Linked DNA regions of Homo sapiens: all the other regions are linked to region 3. A link is a contact called in ENCODE Hi-C or POLR2A ChIA-PET data. All regions are on one chromosome and are shown on one strand. The core of a region is the stretch at or near the end of the contact, and the rest is flanking DNA. Distances in the headings are between cores, read along the strand shown. Region 1 overlaps NOX3 (NADPH oxidase 3). Region 2 has its middle 73 kb from the start of NOX3. Region 3 holds the start of ARID1B (AT-rich interaction domain 1B). Region 4 overlaps TIAM2 (TIAM Rac1 associated GEF 2).

The links. Hi-C counts contacts between places; a loop is a spot of excess contacts on that map. ChIA-PET counts read pairs that join two places held with the same protein, here RNA polymerase II (POLR2A). Pooled maps may share reads with other maps.
Region 1: a map of naive thymus-derived CD4-positive, alpha-beta T cell shows a loop between it and region 3 (12-fold over the local background). The contact joins the enhancer-like site here to the promoter of ARID1B in region 3. A Hi-C loop is called at or near these places in 2 of 168 maps with a recorded cell type or tissue (both naive thymus-derived CD4-positive, alpha-beta T cell) and 10 of 50 pooled maps. POLR2A ChIA-PET finds 5 or more read pairs at or near these places in 1 of 52 experiments (HEK293T).
Region 2: a map of endothelial cell of umbilical vein shows a loop between it and region 3 (6-fold over the local background). The contact joins the enhancer-like site here to the promoter of ARID1B in region 3. A Hi-C loop is called at or near these places in 2 of 168 maps with a recorded cell type or tissue (chondrocyte and endothelial cell of umbilical vein) and 3 of 50 pooled maps. POLR2A ChIA-PET finds 5 or more read pairs at or near these places in 2 of 52 experiments (B cell and MCF 10A).
Region 4: a map of naive thymus-derived CD4-positive, alpha-beta T cell shows a loop between it and region 3 (12-fold over the local background). The contact joins the enhancer-like site here to the promoter of ARID1B in region 3. A Hi-C loop is called at or near these places in 1 of 168 maps with a recorded cell type or tissue (naive thymus-derived CD4-positive, alpha-beta T cell) and 6 of 50 pooled maps. POLR2A ChIA-PET finds 5 or more read pairs at or near these places in 1 of 52 experiments (PC-9).

The regions. Positions count from the first base shown.
Region 1 is chr6:155,417,105-155,420,022 of GRCh38, reverse strand. All of the region lies in intron 10 of NOX3 (NADPH oxidase 3), which reads left to right. Among named protein-coding and RNA genes, the nearest start is that of NOX3, 37 kb to the left of the region's middle. RefSeq lists enhancers at 1,412-1,471, 1,572-1,721. Within about 2 kb of position 1,467, at least 9 of the 41 ENCODE cell types and tissues checked have a DNase peak (open chromatin) inside an H3K27ac peak, as active enhancers do.
Region 2 is chr6:155,527,248-155,530,635 of GRCh38, reverse strand. No RefSeq gene overlaps it. Among named protein-coding and RNA genes, the nearest start is that of NOX3, 73 kb to the right of the region's middle. Within about 2 kb of position 1,480, at least 7 of the 41 ENCODE cell types and tissues checked have a DNase peak (open chromatin) inside an H3K27ac peak, as active enhancers do; they include endothelial cell of umbilical vein, where a contact is called at or near this core.
Region 3 is chr6:156,775,574-156,778,912 of GRCh38, reverse strand. ARID1B (AT-rich interaction domain 1B) reads right to left here and starts at 1,535. Exons shown (of 20, transcript NM_001374828.1): 1 at 1-1,535. The coding sequence starts at 1,232. LOC115308161 (a long non-coding RNA gene) reads left to right here and starts at 395. Exons shown (of 2, transcript NR_163974.1): 1 at 395-667; 2 at 1,482-2,553. RefSeq lists silencers at 282-511, 762-831, 902-1,051, 1,202-1,441, 1,462-1,811 and 1 more and an enhancer at 1-318.
Region 4 is chr6:155,169,777-155,172,741 of GRCh38, reverse strand. All of the region lies in intron 9 of TIAM2 (TIAM Rac1 associated GEF 2), which reads right to left. Among named protein-coding and RNA genes, the nearest start is that of CLDN20, 93 kb to the left of the region's middle. RefSeq lists enhancers at 886-945, 976-1,395, 1,436-1,495. Within about 2 kb of position 1,426, at least 18 of the 41 ENCODE cell types and tissues checked have a DNase peak (open chromatin) inside an H3K27ac peak, as active enhancers do.

The DNA of each region.
Region 1 (2,918 bases), core at 218-2,717, 1.4 Mb after region 3:
TACAACATGTGATAACTATATATATAGTAAAAATATTGAATAAATCAATGAGTGAATAAATGTCTACATGTCCAAAAAGAATAAACAATGGCTTCTGTACACAATTTTCTTTAAAATTTAAGGGTATTAAGGTTTTGTTTATGTAACCAAAAAAATTCTTCAATGATTTTTACTAAATTCCAATTATTTTACTAGGAATATAGAGGAAAAATCTTATAAGAACCCCCAAAAATTTTAAAATTCATACAGGAGCCTACAAAATCTTAATTTTGCCTCCTTTCTCAGCATTCCATTGTCATTCCTGGGCTCTGCTTGTGGCGTTTCTCAAGGCTTTCAGCACTGCAGTCACCACAAAACCATAAAATAGGGACATTGATCTCTATTCCAAGAAACAGAAACAGTAGAGTAAAAAATATAAAAGCAATGTTTTCATCGCTTATAAAAATGTGAGGGACTATTTGGACACGACTCAGGTGAAAATAAGGGCAGAAATAATGTCATATGGGAGAAAGGAAGCTAAAGTGTGGAATCATAAAATAACTTAAAGGTCCTAATCTCCTAGCTTTGCATAGGACCATGAAAGTCAGTATCTGCACCTCGAGCGGAGATGATTTGTCCAAAGTCACCCAGCTTGTTCACCACTGAGTCAGGACCTGAGCATGTGTTTCTGATTTCTGCTTCAAAGTTCTTTCATGGAAGAAGTGAGGTTTTCATGCTATTGAAAGTTTGGGCTGAAAATTACAGTTCAGATCCAATTCCTTAAGCGTCTGCAGGCATGAGAACAGGTTTAGGAAGTTTCTCTCTTTTAAAGCAACTTTGTGTTGGTTTGAGTATAGCTACTATTAGGCTTATGTAACTAATATTTGTCAGGGCTACCTACATGCTTTTGAGATATAAAGACTACTCCTTCCACTAAACTGTCAGAGTCTATATAATTTTTGAAGTGCCACAGAGCAAAGCAGTACATATTTATCTAACGGTGTCTTCACAATTTTAAGTCTGGACTATAGTTTTCAGATTGTCCTCTTTTGTAATAAGGAAGGAAAGGACAACTCGCATAGGCGTTGAGAGCCAGAATTTTAAGCTTAAATGGTTAACTGCGATTAGGTGGGATTTTTTTTTCCTCCATGTGTAAAAACACTGGTTGGCATAAGGCATACATTTTTACACACAAAACTCAAGTTGCAAGTCTATAGGAAAAAATGTGCACCAAAGTTTTCTCAATTGTCACCGTTGCAAACTAGAACTTCTTTACCCTTCTCCTCTGTTGCATTATTCTAGAAAACTTCTAAGTAAAATGCAGGAGCACAACCAATAAGGCGCCTGCCACTTCCTCAGTGGGAAGCGTCATAAGTAGTACTTTCCATTTGAAGCTGATGTCTTAAAATATCTTTGTTTCTAAGTACTTTTGTTTTGAAAGATCTGGGAGGGGGCGGGGAGTGGAAGGGGAGGGGGAAGAATGGGCAGGAGGGGATTTCCCAAGAAGGCCAAATAACAAGAAGTATAATGATGGCTTGCTGTGATGAAAATGGAAAAAAGTTGTAATACATGAAAGAAATATTTTCAACGCAGAAGTAAGAGCCAAACTTCACTGAGTTGAAGGCAGCTGAGAACGCTGTGCCCCTGTGGGATGAGGGAAGGCTGAGGGTGGTTGAGAATTCTCTGTGATGCAATATGGAGGAAGCTGAATGCTGGGGGTGAAAAATGCCCTCTAGCAATAAAGTCCTCCACCTCCTGCCTAACGGGTATGATTAATTCTACATCACACTCAATTTGTGAAAAGAGCTCTTGAAAAAAAATTAGGACGGTTTGCTTGTGCAAACTGTCAAAATGATGAATGAAATAGGTGTGTATGAATGGGGAGGGAGGGGGAGGATTGCTGACATAAATAGATTGGCTTACACATTTTAGTTCTCCCTAATATCACAGCTGTGCAGTCAGGACTGAGACAACTGCCAACTGCAAGATGCGGTTCGTTTTCTTAACTGCATATGTAGTCTTCAGACTACGATACAACAGATTATACAAGAACTGAGATAATCTCATTTCTTCATAAATTGTCTTCCTTCATCAGCTCCATAATATATAACCATGATAATGGGTATTTATAGTGTGTCCCATGCAAAATGGCCTTTGGGTTCTTAACCTAATATAATAAACAGATAATTCAAATAAAAAGACAGCACGGGCCAGTGGGAACAAGGGAAAGAGGCCAAAAAAGACAAAAAATCCATACTCTACTAAAATATATTAATAAAACAAAGGAGGGCCTGCTCTCTTTTCTAGTGAATGAAAAATGCATTTAATTTAATCTGTTTACTTTGAGAAATTATTTACTTTCACTTTCCCTCACACTGGAGCTCTGACTACTCCTGGAACTGATCATCTCTACTAATCACCAAGATTCCTGCCATCAGTTGGCCTCTTTAGGAGGGGCCATTCATGCTTCTCCTAAAGAAATGTATGCTTCTTGTCTTTCCTCGGAGGGCCTCAAAAGGCCTCAGTACCCCATCAGCCCTCACCATTGCTCTGTGCGGAAGTGACCAGTATTAATATGTTTAATATCTTGGTTTATTAACCACAGATTGCGTGACTACAGTCTTCTTGCAAAAGAGTCCAATGAAATACACAAACATTTTAAAATCTCCCTTCACCTCCCTCCCCAAACTAAACACCTCCCCAACTTTGCTCCCTAAGAAACTCACCATTAAACAGTTGAATATGTCTCATTCCATTCCTTTTCCATGCATTTATATGCATATACCTATACACATTCATGCATAAATAGGGGTGTGTGTGTGTAGAAGGCAGAGGAAGTGTAATTTGTTTTGTTTTTCATTAAAGCATAACTTCGGGCACCGTCAGTGTCAATACCTGATGATCTATTTCATTTTGTTTGGTGTCTTTAGAGTATTCCA
Region 2 (3,388 bases), core at 231-2,730, 1.2 Mb after region 3:
AGTCAATCAAGAATAAAAGATTATTTATTTTTTCAAGATTGATTTTTAATGTGTGGATATTCTTTGAAGCCCTCTGGCTATAATTCATGCAAACACATTCAAAATATATAACTGAAAGGCAAATGTGACTACTCTCTGGACTTCATGGCTTGTCACTGAACACACGTTCACAAAACCTGAGCATGTCCCAGCATCCAGAATCCACAAGATGGCATTAGTGTTCACTTTTTTCCCCCGTTTTAAAGCAGTTAATTTTATGACTGTCACTAAATTGTCTTTTTTTTAAGAAAAAGATAAATATTTTTCCTCTCCTGAGATATTTCTTAATATGATTAACAATGATTAATTTGATATCTTTGGAAAGACTTGAAGTAAAAGAAAATGACTTGCCTGTTCTTCGTATCTGTGTTTTGAAAGTTGATCACCTCATTCCTCCAATTCTATATCTCTCCTCTTTTATAAGACCCAGAGGCTGCACTGTCCAATACAGTCACCAGAAGCCATATGTGCTATTTACATTTATTACACTTAACTTTTAAGATTCAGATCTTCAGGCCAGGTGCAGTGGCTCATCCTGTAATCCCAGCGCTTTGGGAGGCCTAGGCGGGTGGATCACTTGAGGTCAGGAGTTGGAGACCAGCCGGGTCAACATGATGAAACCCTGTCTCTATTAAAAATACAAAAATTAGCTGGGTGAGGTGGCAGGCGCCTGTGGTCCCAGCTACTTGGGAGGCTGAGGCAGGAGAATCACTTGAACCCAGGAAGCGGAGGTTTCAGTGAGCCGAGATCGTGCCACTGCACTCCATCCTGGGTAACAGAGCAAGACAAGACTCCACCTCAAAAAATAATAATAATAATAAGTAAATAAAAATAAATAAATAAATAATAAAATTCAGATCTTTGGTTGCACTAGCCACATTTCATGTGTTCAATAGCCGCATGAGGCTCGTGGCCACCATACTGTACAGAGCAGATATTAAACATTTCATGACCCCAGAAAGCTCTATTGGACAGCACTAACTAAAGAATAATAACTCAGGGACCTGAATCTATATCCAGAAACTGATACGTACAAACAATATCCCCCTGTTGATGATATCTGTCTTTGTGACATTTACATTCTGATATAAAAATAGAGGTGAACAGAACGTTGAAATTTAAATGCAAACTTTCACCCACCTCTGTGTACAGAGTGTTCTAGGAGCATTGCTGCATCCTTCAAAATATTCTCATGTGAGTCGTGTGTTTAGGATGCAAACTACTTTACACAATATTGGGCATCTTCATGACAGCTATTGACGTCTTTAATTATTTTTAACTCCACTTATATTATTGAGCTCAGTGTAGTCATGGCTTTCAGAAGCACAAAAACAAAATAGTAGGGCTGGAAAGGGAGCTGCAGATCATCTGATCCTGCCTTCTTGTATGATTCATTAGGCTGCAAGGCCATAGAATGAGGCATGTGATGTAACAGGAAGTCCTTTGGCCCAGGAGACCAGAAACAAAATCTATTCTGGGAGATCTTGGTTGAACTTTTCTGTACCCAAGTTTCATTACACAGGAAATGAAGGGATTGGGAAAGGTTATTTGCAGGTTTACTTTCAGCTCTCAATGTCTCTCTTGTGTTACATTTAGTGTCAGGAATCAAAGGGGTTTCAAAGTCACAAGATAAAAATAGTACATCTACCTTGAGTATTAATTTTACTCAAAGATTTAAAAAGGAAAAGGTAAGTATGTTGACTGATAAGTGATTTAAAAATTATCTTTTTATCTCTAAAAAATGCAGATGTGTTTTTGGAGGAGATAAAACATAAAATACAAAGAAATATTATGCCAGCACTGAGCTACTTGAGATACACTCCCAAACCCCTTCAGGATTTTCATTCATTCTTTCTGCCTTTAGGGACAGTTTTTAAACATTTGAGAAATGCTTCAATAGGTAATAGCACAGAAGTGAAAAGCCTTCCAATGACAAATTGGGAGACTTCCCTGCTGTTTGATAAGGAATACAAGCTCAGAAATTACAGTTAAATCCGTAACAGGATTAAAGTTCATTCACAAAGAAATACAAAGCAATGATGTAATGCTTAATAGTGATGATGTTGGTAATGATGCCAGAAATCTGGGCTAAATAATTATTAAATTTCATATAAACATAGACTCTGGATTTCCTAGAGGCTAGGTAAAGAGAAAACAGAATGGGTGATATCATTCTCATTTTATAATAAATGAAGAATATAGTCACATAAGAAAAATAGACAAACATTCCCAAACTAAAAAATAAAAAATAAAAAAAATCAGAGAGATTGAATGCAAGTGTGTTTTATAAGAAACATAAATTAACATTGTGTTTAATAGCAATTTTACAAATGATAGAGAGGTATTCTTCATAAAGCCATTTCTTAGATTGACCCTGGATAAAGGTCAAAAACATGTTAATGTATTGGGAATTTGTCGAACCACTTCTACAGAAAGGGAAACACTAATATTCTCCAGGCATATAGCATTTGGGTGACCTAACTTGGAAGAAGGGTAGAGCTTAGAAAATTTGAAGAAATGGATGACTAGAATGCTCACTTCTAATTTTTAAATAACAAGTGCCTTATTACTTATTTTGCCCATTAAAATACCACCAATGCCAAAAGAAAGCCATATCATACCAAAAGGAATGAATTTAGATACACCATCAAATATCAGTTGTTTGAAAGAGAGATGATACAGGAGAAGCATCTATAATGATGTTTCTTGTCCCTAAAAATAAACCACCAACAAATATTAATTATCCAAGATCCTACTGTCAACTAAGATAAAAATATATTGCTAATTCTTGTCTTGGATTTTCAAGTGGCAATGGTGATTAGGTACTAATCAGTAGATAACCTTTCTTCCTTGAATATTTTTTATCGCGGTAAAAAGCACATGCGATTACATTTACCATCTTAACCATTTAAGTGTATAGTTCTGTGGTCTTAAGTACATTCCCATTGTTGTGCAATATATCTGTAGCACTTTTCATCTTGCAAAACTGAAACTTTACCCATTAAACACCTTTTCCCTCAACCCTTGGCAACCACCATTTTACTTTCTTTCTATGCTTTTGACTATCTTAAATGCCTCATATGAGTGGAATTATACAGTATTTGTGCTTTTTAAATTTTCTCCTTTTAATGCTGAATAATAGTCCATTCTGTGTATATACCACATTTTATTTGCCCATTCATCCATTGACGAACATTTGGACTGCTTCTACCTCTTGGCTATTGTAAATGGTGCTACAATGAAAATGTTGCACAAATATCTCTGTGAAATCATTCTTTCAATTTCTTTGGATATATACCTAGAAGTAAGATTGTTGGATCATATGATAATTCTATTTTTGATTTTTTTG
Region 3 (3,339 bases), core at 286-2,785:
CCTCCTCCTCCTCCTCCTCCTCCGCTGCCTCCTCCTCCTCCGCCGCCGCCGCCGCCGCCGCCGCCCGCGCCGGGCCGGCTGTAGCCCGGATAATGGTTGCACTGGCTGTTGGGGTACCCTTCGTGGGAGTTCTGCAGGGGGTCCATGCTGCCGGGGGCCCCGGCGGCGGCGGCGGAGGCGGAGTGCATCATCCCCATCCCGGGGCTTTGTTGTCCGCCATGTTGATCAAAGCAAGGCCCAGCGCGGCCGCCGGGGCCGCCGCTCGCAGGGGCAGCGCTGCCATAGTAATTATTAAACTCCGGGACGGCCGCCGGGCCGCCGCCGCCCCCGGGCACGGCGACCGGCGGCTGCTGCGTGCCCAGGGCGCCCAAGCCCGGGTGCTCGTAGCGGCCGCCCGCCGGCTCCCCCATCTTGGGCGGCGCGTCGTCCTCGTCGCCCGGCTTGCTCAGCAGCGGCGGGCCCGGGGGGTCGGCCTGGCCGCCCGCAGCACTGTCCTTGGCGCCTCCATGTTGCGGCTGCTCCATGTCGGGGCCGGGCTGAGGCGCGCCGCCGCCCGCGCCGCCCAAGCTGTTGTTGTTGGAAATGGGATGTTGCTGTTGCTGCTGCTGCTGCTGCTGCTGTTGCTGCTGCTGCTGCTGCTGCTGGAACTGGTTTAGCTGCTGCTGTAGTGCGTGGTGGTGGTGGAGGTGGTGGGCATGGTGGTGGTGGTGGTGGGCATGGTGGTGGTGGTGGTGCTGCTGGTGGGGCGGCGCGGCGGGGGCTTCGCCAACGGTTTTCAGTTTGTGGTTGGGGAGCAGCCCCGTCTCCATGGCCGAGCCCGGGCCCGACGAGGAGGAAGAGGATGCCGCCGCTGCCGCCGCGGAGGAGGAGGAGGAGGAGGACAGCGCGGCGGCGCTTCCACCCTCCTTGAGAGCCGCCTCGGAGCCGCCGCTCTTGGCGCTGTGGGTGCCGGCGGCGGCCGCGGCGCCCGCGTTATGGGCCATGTTGAGTTCGTGACGGGGGAGCAGGGGGTGGTGGTGCACACTGTTCAGGCCGCCGCCGCCGTCGCCGCCGCCCCCCAGCATGGGTCCCGGTGCCGCCGCCGCCGCCGCCGCGCCGCGCGCCCCCGCCTCCAGGTCCCGGGCTCCGGGCGCCGGCCGCGGCCCGGGGGGCGCCCGCCGTTCGCCGCTGCCTGCCCGCGCCCGCGCCCGCGCCGCCGCCGCCGCCGCCGCCGCTGCTGCCCGCGCGGCCATGATCGCCGCGGCGTGGCGAGGCCGGGCGGGGGGCGGGGGGAGACAATAACCCCCACTTTTCAGGCCGCGGCCCCTCCTGTGCGCATCCACGCGGCCCGCCGGGAAGCCGCGACCCCCTCCCCCTCCGCAGGCCCCGCCGGAGCGCCGGGCCGGGCACGCCTTACGCTCTGGGCCTGCTCCTGCTGTGTGCTTTCATGGTGAAAGTTTTTAGTTCAGGTTTAAATGAAACTTTTCTCTTTTCCTCTCTAGCCCGGATATGGGTAAATACACGACTAGCTGAGCCTATCGGGCCCAGCATGGCTTGAGAGGCAGCGGGCGAGCTCGAGCAACTATTATCCACTTCGCTCGCATTACTCCCGCGCACTCGCAAAACGCGGACTGGACTCGTCCCCGGGCCGCCGCCGCCCGCCCCGGCGCAGCCTCGCGGGACCCAGCCGGGCTTGGGCTAAGGCTGGGGCCGGGGCCGGGGCCGGGGCGGCTCGGCGGCCGCTCGGAGCGCGGCGGCGTGGGGCGGCCGGAACCTGCACTTTCCCCCCGGGCCGCTGTCTCCTTGCCAACCGGGCGTTCGCATGTTTGTTTTCACGTCTAAAAGGAACGATACAAAGGTGGAAAACGAGTCTGACGAGCAGACAAAAGAGGGAGAAGGGCTGGGAAACAAAGTTGTCTATTGGCCTCAGAGGTTACAAGGAGCCGACGGAGAAAGAAAATATTTAGGCAATCTGCAAAAGCACGGTCTCTCCCAGGAGTTATGTAATTTTCAGAACGTTCGCCTCTGCCTTGATTTCGGGCCATCGGCGTAATTCCCACAACTTCTTCCAACTGCAAAATTAGGAAAGATTTGAAATGAAGGTTAGCCCCGGTCAGAGAGCCCTATGGCCTGTACCCAGTAGGTACTCAATAAATGCTTATGACTGACTGCACCCGCCCCAAAGAGAATGTTTACATAACTCTTTTTGAAGGCACCTTAAACACGTATGTAGGTTTGTCAGTGTATTTCCAAAGGAATATGTCCACGTATTCCCAAAGGAGCATTTTTCTTACATGCACTTGGATGTCCTCTGTGGAGTATGTACAGTGGTGTTTTCTGCGCCAACTTTCACATGAACATTTAACTCTTGGTGCCAGAACAGCGACAGCTATGGGTTAGCTCGTATCTTCATAAATCTATATGACACCTTTCATCATGTTTCAGAGCTTCGTGTGCACAGTTAACCCTCTCGATATACATTCATTTCAAAGAGATGTGGAACGAAACTAAAATATTATAGACATTATATTTAATAAATATAACTTCAATAATAATATAAAACAGTCAACTCTAGTCCTAATGTAGAAATGTTCCATACTTTGTTCTCTTAAAAATTGGTGTCTATTAACATTTTATAATGTTTTTAATATTTGCATTGTTATTAATGTTTTCAATATGTGCATTGTCCCCTAGTAACATTTTAAAAAGCAAGACTTCTTAACCTTAGGCAATGACCCACTTGTACTAGTGTGGACTCAGTTTTCATTGAGAGAAAGCATTTAAAACCTGGCAGAAACAATACTTACGGTTTTGGTAGAGTATAGTTTTCCAAAATTATTTCATTCTTCAGCTTTCCATAAAAACTATTTTAGTTCATTTCCACTGCAGCAGTGGTTATTTGTTTGACCAAGTGTAAATATGTTACATGACTAAATAGAAAAGGATTGATGGGAAAACTGGTGACTAATTGGGGTCGGGGGGAGGGAATCAGGTGCACACCCAAGGGTCATTATAGAGTGTAGAAACAACAAATTGCAATTCTACGCAAACAACTGGAAAACGGGATATATCATCGTGTGTTAGAGAGAATAACAGAACCATAAGATGAATTCGTGCCAAATCATTCATCAGTTTTTGCCAAGAGAATACTACATCTTTGTTAGTGTGCCTTTTTGACATTTTTTCCTGGATTTTCTCCCTTTATATATTCAAATACATACTAATTATACGCATTACACCACAGAAGTTGAATTTTTAGTTTTTCATATGCAAATATAAATATATGTCTGTTTTGTGTGTATATACATATATTCTAAAATCAATTACATATTTATGCTTTTAGACATAGTCAAACTAAGT
Region 4 (2,965 bases), core at 177-2,676, 1.6 Mb after region 3:
GCCTCCTACTCTACTTCCTCCCATCAAAGAAAAAAAAAAAAAAAAAAAAAAAAAATATATATATATATATATATATATATATATATATATATATATATATTTCCAACTAGCCTCTTCAAGGTTTCCTGGTCCTGAGAATGCAAATGGAGACAGAAAAAATACAATAATAGCAAGGCAATCCAGGTCAAATCTCAGCCTTGTTAGGGGCTGTTATCTAGTGCCTCTGCACTTCTGTTCCTTCACCTTCAAAAGAGGTTAAAAACGCCAGCCTCGTGGGGTGGTTAGGAGACTGATGGGAGGAATTGCATTTGAAAGACATAAATTGTAAAGATTTTTTTTGGAAGCTGAGGCTGGATCAGGGCATTATACTGTACTGGGAGTAGCTACTGCATTTCAGCGATGGCCACTATAAAGAACTTCCTGAGAATCATCCTTTGTTCCAAAGCCCTGGGCCACTGTTCTGGCCACTGCTGCTCAGATCACCTTGCAGTCAGCTCCAACTGGCCATCACGACACGGGAACATCACTGGGCTGCAGCCACAGTCACTCCAGACTGACTAGTGAACGTCTGCAAATCACTTTAGCTCTCCTTGGAGGGCATTCCACAGAAGTATTTATTATTATTATTATTACATCAATGGTCCTGAAACCACATGTCAAATTACTTATGCTCAGTATGCAGCAAGGAGAAAAAATTGAAACTCCGTGTGTTCTCACAGCAGATGCTTTTGGATCAAATGGCTTGTAATTACTACTTGGATCACTGAAGGGAAGTGAGTAGCAAAATCACAATCTGGCTGTCACAAATGGGCCCAAACCACCACAGTGGCTGATAAAAGGAAAGTCTATTTGCAAGGGAGATGAGGAGAAAACACAAAAGGGAGTTGCACGCTCCCAGTTTTCTTAACAACAGTAAAATGTCATAGAAGAGAAAGTGTTTATTTCCTTCTTGGACTGAGGCCCACACATCGGTTGATATGAAAGAAAAACAAAGATGGATCTAGCTAGCTCGCTAGCTGTATGCATATATATATGCTATGTAGGGTTGTGTATTAATATTCTCTCTAAACAGATTACCATACTGTGGTGAAGAGTAAGCTGTTTCATTCATATTTTCCATTTAAGAAAACAATATTAGGGGGTTTGTTTTGGTTTTGGGGTTTTTTGGGGTTTTTTAGGTTTTTTTTTCAGTTTACAGCTCATGACTAAGATGACAATACTGCATTCACTCACTGCCACAGAAAGTTGGAATACCCCAAGCCAATTTTCCAGAAGAAGGGGCCAAGGCCCAGGGGCTGTCACAATTTCTGCAATGAAGCTTCTGGGGTTGCCGCCATCTGAGCCTTAGTGGGGACTTTGTTGTCACAATCTCCATGACAAACACCTCCCTTCAAAGGCCGTGTAAGACTCACTATTACTCATCCAGACGTTCGTTATGAAAAGCTTTCATTTTTGGCAAGCCAAAGTGTCCTCTAAAAAAATGTTCAAGTAAGACTGGCTTTATTCCAGACTTAACAGATTTTGAATTAGGGTGACTCACTGTTGGGCTGTTATATGATGCATCAATTAGAGTGAAATAGTTTAAAATGCACACGGCCCCTCCCTCACAACAGCCTTTCTGTGTTATAGAAATGGGCGTAATGTACTTATTGTATAAAAATAGGTTTGTGCAGGTTACAAGTATTCTCCAAGAATGATTAGCAGATGAAAAGTAGCAAAATGAAATATTAATTATTTAGCCAGCTCAGGCAGAATTTTAAGTCCCAGAGATATAAAAAAACAAATTACACCCTTAGTTCTATCTGCCATTCTATCTGAATCTAGTTATCTGGGTACGATAGCACAGAAATTACAGAGGCTGCATTAAAATTGTCCTATAAATGAAAGGAATTTCTTCAGTATCCCTACATCACAAGTAATGCTTAGCTAAAACAAATAGGAGTAAAACAAATGCAGAAATCATAGTTTCTTCTCACTCCTTAGAGCATCGATGGGACCTGTTGATTTGAGCCCATCTTAAGCACTAAGCTTAAATTCTCACTGTAAGTGGCTACATCAGCAAAATTTATTTTCAAAGTCCAACATAAACTCTGTTAATAGGAAGTGTACTGATGCTATAGTTTCATAACTTTCTTTTTTCAGGGATGGGGTCTTACTCTGCCACCCAGGTCAGAGTGCAGTGGTGCGATCTTGGCTCACTGCAACCTCTGCCTCCCAGGCTCAAGCAATCCTCCCACCTCAGCCTCCGAGGAGCAAGCCACTACACTCGGATAATTTTTTGCATTTTTGATAGAGACAGGGTTTCACCATGTTGCCCAGGCTAGTCTCAAATGATCCACCTGACTCAGCCTCCCAAAATTCTGGGATTACAGGCACGAGCCACCATGCCAGGCCTCTTAACTTTCAAAGTAAGAATTTTACATTGTTATATAATGCTGGAAGAGATAGGACCCTAAAATTATGGGCCTTTATTACAAATCAGTCATCCTCAGCCATTAAATGACTACATCTAATAGAAATAGGGCATATATAAACTATATCGATTACAAGCTTTCCTGGGAGCCATGACATACGCACTTGACAGAGTGGCTAACAGTAAGAGATGGTAAGTGCAGAGTAAGAACTGGCTGGGTGCAGTGGCTCACGCCTGTAATCTCGGCACTTTGGGAGACTGAGGTGGGTGGATCGCGACGTCAGGAGTTCAAGACCAGCCTGGCCAACATAGTGAAACCCCATCTCTACTAAAAATACAAAAATTAGCCAGCCTTGGTGGCAGGTGCCTGTAATCCCAGCTACTCAGGAGGCTGAGGCAGAAGAACTGCTTCAACCTGGGAGGCAGAGGTTTCAGTGAGCCGAGATCACGCCACTGCACTCCAGCCTGGGCAACAGAGTGAGACTCCATCTGAAAAAAAAAAAATTATTTGGTGGAGGAGAAATTAAATAACACAGCTTCATGGGGATGTTG